2 separate regions of the Homo sapiens genome follow, and region 2 is linked to region 1. The links are chromatin loops, found by intact Hi-C in ENCODE. Cell type or tissue: PC-3. All regions are shown on one strand. Each heading gives the region's core, and the rest is flanking DNA. Links, peaks and the distances in the headings are about the cores only.

The links. Hi-C counts contacts between places; a loop is a spot of excess contacts. Peaks named below come from ENCODE experiments on the same cell type or tissue, not always from the same donor. Only the 100,000 strongest peaks of a DNase experiment are listed, where the experiment ranks them.
Region 2: a loop joins it to region 1, with 5 times the contacts of the local background. A loop is called at or near these places in 21 of 110 quality-filtered maps.

What each region holds. Positions count from the first base shown.
Region 1 is chr6:30,168,395-30,171,696 of GRCh38, reverse strand. It overlaps TRIM15 (tripartite motif containing 15), which reads right to left. Exons shown (of 7, transcript NM_033229.3): 3 at 3,167-3,302; 4 at 2,434-2,456; 5 at 1,081-1,196; 6 at 689-721. Among named protein-coding and RNA genes, the nearest start is that of TRIM15, 6.5 kb to the right of the region's middle. In PC-3, for the core only: CTCF peaks have their summits at 1,294 and 1,500 (motif pointing right); a DNase peak (open chromatin) is centred at 1,496; H3K27me3 peaks cover 484 bases.
Region 2 is chr6:29,853,031-29,856,332 of GRCh38, reverse strand. The region is part of intron 1 of LOC105375010 (a long non-coding RNA gene); the gene reads left to right. It also overlaps the pseudogene MICF. Among named protein-coding and RNA genes, the nearest start is that of HCP5B, 19 kb to the left of the region's middle. In PC-3, for the core only: no CTCF peak of the experiment used is centred there; no DNase peak of the experiment used is centred there.

The DNA.
Region 1 (3,302 bases), core at 253-2,752:
TCTACCTAATCAGCAAGTGGTGCTGTTAAGGATTTGCTTCTCAAAGTGCAGCGGGAGGGACCAGCAGCATCCCCACCACCTGGGTGTTTGTTAGAAATGCAGAATATTGGGCCCCATCCCACCCTACTAAATCAGAATCTGCATTTTAACAGGATCCCTAGGAGACGTTTCTGCATATTAAGTTTGAAAAGCACTTACCTATACCAGAGTGAGTGAGGTGATGCTTATGGAAACAACTTCTAAATTAAGCACCAATTTAAAAATAAATGTGATTTTTAAAAAATTGCACATTTTTTGTTCAAATCAGTAGAGAGCCCAGCACAATGCTCTCAAAAAACTAGGGCTTGATAAGTATTTTTCAACGAGTAATATCTACACAAGTAGATGACATTAATTGAGCACTTACTATGAGTCAGGTAATATACTAAGCTCTTTGCATGTATTAATTTATTTTGTCCTCACAGCTACTTATGGGACAGGTACAGTACTTTTATTTTCATTTTACTGATGAAGAAAATATTGTGGGACAGAGGCTTAATAACTTGCCCAGTGTCTCAGAGCTAGCAAGAACTGGAATCGAGAACTCAAGCAATCAAGCTCCAGAATTCATGCATTTTATTGCTCTGTTTGCTGCCATGGATTGAATGGATGAATGGAAGAATGACTCCCCAAATCCCAAGCTGTTTACCTGAATCTATTTCCAGATGATGCGCCAAGTTTTCTGAGGGAAGCAGAAATAGAAAGAGAGATCTGTGACTTATTACTTCTTATAGGCACCCCCAGGGGCAAGGTGACTTGAGTACAATGTGAAGATGAGGACAGAAGACTCGGCTTCTGCTGTGGTCTAGTGGAGGAGAAGGGTCCTCACCCTCCTGGACTCTCAGTCCTGCACCTGTCCTTAGGGAGTGGAGGAGATGCTCTGGGAATAGTGCCCCTGAATAAATTGAGATCACTAAGGGAAGGCTCTGGGGAGGGAAGATGTCTCGAGCCAGGTTTCAAGGGCAGAGAAGGATGGAGATGGGTGGAAGACAGGAGGGCAGCTAATGGGACTGGGGAAAACTGTGGCGCCTTCCCCTTTACCTGAGAACATCCTCATCATCTCTGGGAGGGTGAGTATTTTCCTGTGGAAATCACGGATCTTCTTGACAAGGTCAGGAGAAATGGCCTCAGGACTCACAAAAGTCTTCATCTCACACCTGCAGACAGGTTTGGTAACCAGTTAGGTCCAAATTCCAAAAACAAATGTTCGGGTGAGACCACGTGAGGCTAAAATCAGACTAAAGAATGATCTTGGCGTCTGTGGTGAATAATGAAATTGAGTATCATTTCTTTACTTTTGCTGGAAATGTGTAGTTACTAAAATAGTAGGCATTTCAGTTAAACCTAAGAGGAACTAAGGATAATCACTTCTCAAGAATTGGAGGTAAGCCCCTTTAGGAGAATGTTTGGTTCTGTAGGGGCTGAGGGACAGAGATCATTACCCCTTTTGGTCTCTAGAGGGCAACAGGGTACCATTTGAAAACAGCCTTAAACTACCCTTGTGTATGCTGCTATTTGTAAAGGAAAAGAGGCTAGAAGGGAAGAAAAAAAAAGGATCAACGAAAATATATATTGCAATGAAAAAAACTCCTGATTCTGGTCCCAGCTCAGTCCTCATTAGACACTTGCTGCATTACCTTGAAGACTCTTCACCCCCTGGGTCTCAGTTTCTTCCTCAGACTGGAAGACCTCCAAGCCCTTCTAGATCTAAACCTCTAATGCTCTTTGAAAAGCATGTTTGGAGACACTTCCTGATTCATGGACCCTGGGTTTATCCTCCCTGCACGGGAATAGGCACAAAGCACGTGACAATTGTTCCCTAGTCACTACACCTCTCTTCATCTCAGTGCAGACTGCTAATGCTTATAGCAGACAGGGAAGGAAAGGGCCATGCATTTACAATGCCACTGGCTCCTGGTGGCTGTCCTTTTACAGTAGCATTAGAAAATTCTGAAGGAAACCAGAGATGTGTGTAAAAAATGAATGAATGAAAGAACAGGCTGGTATTCCTGGTTTCCATGCTTATCATAGTCTACAGAAAGTATTCCCCCTTTAAATTACATTTTAAATGGTGTTAGATACTGACTCAAGTACTAATAATTTCATAGATTAAATAAATGTTCCTGGATCAACCTAAAAACATGATTATTATTTATAACTTCACTTCTAGGGGAAAAAATGTGTCCCCAATACCAACCAATCAATTTAAAAATGAACCTTTAGAACGCAAATCTTTAGTGAGTTTGGACTGTTTGTGCACAGTTGAATGAGACAGTGTGTCTGCCAGAGTGCCTTTGCTTTCCTGGCAAAGTGGGTGGCAGTAAGTGCCCCTGCCCCTTCCCATTCAGTCTTGATGTTGAGTAAAAGGAGGCAGGACCGGGGAGTGGGCCCTACCTGCTCTGGTTGACTCTGACATCCTGCAAAAGAAAGACAAGAACATACATTTAGTTTCCATAAGTCCTTCCTGTCAGGGATTCTGTACATCACTTTTCCCTTAAAATATGAACTCAAAACTCTCCTTCTGCAGAGAGTTGTCCTGTTTAATTACCTACTCATTAGATTGTTCTTTTACATCATGTTTTCTTACTAATTTGGGTTTCTGTAGTCAGTTCATTTGTGCTGGTTTCCCTGTTTCAGCCTTATCGTGGGGGTGGGTTGTGTCTGCAATGATTAGGAGGTGGTAGAGAGCAGGGGCCTGCCTTCAGTTATCAGCTGGACCTGATGTGAGCCAGGATCACATATTCATAACCATAGCAGACACCAGTTATTGAGTTCTTTCTGTATATCAGGAATCATGCCAAGCATTTTTTATGGATTGTTTCTTATAATTTTGCAATAACTTTATGAGGGAGGTGCTATTGCTGTCCCCATGTTTAGAGAGGCTAAGAGACTCACTCAAGTCACACAATTGGAAGAGCCAACATTCAAATCCAAGACTGTCTGACCCTAAACCCCTTAACATGACCACAGTGTATGACTTGGGCAAGTCTCCAGCCCCTCTGGATCTGCACCCCGTTAACCTCTCTCCACTTCCCTTTCCTGCCTCTCTCCAGCCCAAAGCATGGTGCCCACCCCCTTCCCCGTGGAGTCCCTCTCTTATCCTACAAAGTGGTGAAGTGTCTCTCACTTGTAGAAGCTCACTTGCTGGCTGCTGACACTTCTCCTCCAGCTCCTTGACCTGGGCTCCAAGCCGGGTGACTTCCTCAGAGACCTTTGTGATATATTCATCCCTCTCCTTCCAAATCTGCTGCTCCAGCTCCCTC
Region 2 (3,302 bases), core at 351-2,850, 320 kb after region 1:
AATGAATTTTGACCAATACAGCATATTACTCTTGCCACTATCAATGTACATAAAGATCCCTTTTTCTCCCTTCAACTCAGCTTCCATGCCTCCAGCAGCCATTGATCTGACGGCTGTCAGGATAGCACAGTTCTTCCTGTTTTAAAACTTCATACAAATCTACTCATCCCATATGGCCTCCCTTGTATCTGGCTTTTTGCGCTTGTTGTAATACCTATGTGATCAATCCATGTTGGTGCACGTATCAGTAGTTCTTTCATTTTCATTGCTGATAATATTCCATTGTATGACTGAATCATGATTTTTGTACATTGGCAGTTATTTCTTGTTTTTTACTATTATAAATAAAGAAACTATGAACATTTTTATGCAGGGATTATCGACAAAATCTTCATTTCTCTTGAGTATATACCTAGGAGTGGAAATGGTAGCTGTAGAGGACTAGCTTGTTTAACTTTATTAGATGATATGAAATTGATTTTCAAAATGGATGTTTTATATTCTTATAGGCAATGGAGGAGAGTACAGATTGTTCCACTTCCTTGCTAGCATTTATAGTTATTAATCATTTTAATTTTAGCCATTCTAATGGTTGCTTAGTGGTTTCTCACTGTGGTTTTACTTTGCATTTTTCCCTGAACTGGCCATTCATATATCTTCTTTTGCAATGTTTCAGATTTCTCTACAGATTGTGGAAGGTGCTAAATAAAGATGAGTCCTCTTTCTCTAGTGCTGGACCTAAAGCAGAATGTTCAGAGTCCCTCCACATATCCCAATCCAGCCAACCACATACCATGTTTGCCTCCAGAAGCTCCTACTCCTTCATCCGTCTTTCACGGTCTATCACTTCATTCTGGCTTAAGCTCACACTCCTCCAGGAAGTCAGTTACTGTGAAGGTCACTAACATGCTCAGTATTGTCATGTCTCCACCTGTCTTTACTTCTCTGTAGCTTTCCTCACACTCAACGACTCCTTTTTATTTTGCTCAATTTCTGTGGATTCACTTCACAAATTTTATTATAAGGTAGTTCTAGCTAGAAGAAAAAATAGAGAATTATAAGAAATCTTTGTGAAGCTGCCACCCAGGTTTGTCAATTTGTGACATTTTAATATTATTGGCTGTATGTAGTATACATAGAAAATAACAGAAACACGTGTAGATAGCCCTGATTTTCCACAGTTCTGTTATGCATGTGTTTCAGTCAATACTGTACTGAGCAAAGCAAGAACTGTTGGTGAATGTGTGTCTTGAATTTGCTGTATGCCCCTATATTCTTACTAAGTTTTAAAAAGTCTCTTGTTTTTGTTTGTTTGTTTGTTTGTTTGTTTTTAACATGGTTTCACTTTGTCACCTGGACTGAAATGCAGTGGCACAAACACAACTCACTTCAGCCTCTACCTGCCAGGCTTAAGCAATTCCTCCCTTCTAGGCCTCTTGAGTAGCTGGGACTAGAGGTTTGCGCCACCATGCCTGGCTAATTTCTGTATTTTTTGTAGAGAAAGGGATTTATCATGTTTCCCAGACTTGTCTGGAACGCCTGGGGTCAAGCAATCTGCCCACCTTGGCCTCCCAAGATGCTAGGATTATGGGTATAGGCCCCCTTGCCTGGCTTTACTTTTAGACTTTTTATAAATTGTTTCTTGCTGATTTTGTTATGCATTTGCTTGCTTTTTCCGTTAACATGGTCTATGAGATGGATCAATGTTCACACAAATAGTTCATTTGTTTTCATTGCTAGATAGTATTCCATGGGAGGAATATGCTACAATTTATCTCTTCCCCACTTCATTGACCTCTACATAGTCTTTATTAAAGACACTGCTGCAATGAACATGCTGGGACATTGCTTTCTGGTTCCAAGAATATGTGAGCTCCCCTAGGATATGCATGTAAGAGTGGGGTCACTGCACCCTTCCCATATGATGCTACATGATGTCAAATTGTTCTCTGAAAGAAATAATCCAAATGCCTATCAGTAGGGAGCTGGTTAAAAAGCATTGCATTCAAAAAGGGTAATCTCTATTTTAAAAAATGCATGCCTATACAGTGGATTGCCAAGAAATTTTTGAACAAAAAAAAGAAAGACATAGTGTAGTTCTTGATATTTCTTCATGGGATGGTCTCCGTGATACAATGGTAAGGGAAAACAGCAAGGTACAGAAAAGCATATGTAGTTTGCTAAAATTTGTGTGCAAAGGGAGAAAGAACATACACATATACATTTATATTTGCTTGCACAGTCACAAAATACCTTTGAAAGAATAAGCACTGCCTGATGAGTTTGGAGTGAGAGATGGTCAGGATGATTTCCCGCACAGTCAGGTTGTTTGAAGGGAGGGGAAAAGAGCAAGCAGCAAGTTTTGTGTTTCTGCAAAGACAGAGACAGTGCAGGAGACACTGAGAGCCTGGAGTGTCCGGGAAACCCGAGTCTTTCTGCCATTTCCCCACTTCTGTGTATCTGGCAGGGGGTGGTGATTTCTCATCCTTGAACCTAATTGCACTGTCAGTTGGCCCCTCAGGCCTGGGCAGATGGGATGGTTCATCCCCTGCCCTGCAGCAAGAGGGCCCTGTCCAGGAGGCACCCACAGCAGGGGCAGTGCAGGTCTGTGGTCGCTCCTGCTCTCACCTGTGGTGTCTCCTGAAGAGGGATTGTCAGTTCTGGTTCCCCGTGGGCGGGAACGGTTGCCTTGTAGGTTACTGGGGCACTGGCCAGGAAAGGGGTGTGAAAGTTATGTGCTAATTTCTCAAAATTCCTGCTTTAAATGCTGATGTCCAATAAAGATGTTCGTAGTTTCAGCTGGGTCTTAAAAGGATTTCCACCAATACTAATGTTGTAACCCATATCAAATGAAACAGGAACTCAAATGTGGAGCTCCCTCTCCAGGACGGTCCATGTGGGAGACAGTGGCTGTGGCAGTGGCAATCCCCAAGTGCAAAGGGTGGGCAGAGGCAGCCTCAGGCTGAGGGGTCTCAAGAAACTTTCTACTCCACAGGGAGAAGAAGATCCCCTATGGGCTGTGAGGGCAGTGGCTTGGGTGGAATCCCTGCTAGGAATCCCTGCTAGGAACAGGAGAGGAAGGCCTTTCAGCCTCCCCAAGCAGCAGCCCTGGGGAGAAGCTGTGCTTCCAGGGATGAGTGGACCAGGCTGGAGCAAGCATGGCCCAAGTGCAGGTCATGGGCCTGGGGGTCAGGGTAGGCTCCTTGAGCAAGGGGGTTCCCAGGGTCAGGTCAGCTGCAGACCCCATAGCAGCTACATGTTTCCATGCTGGGCCTGCCATGCTGATGGGATTCTTAATGGGC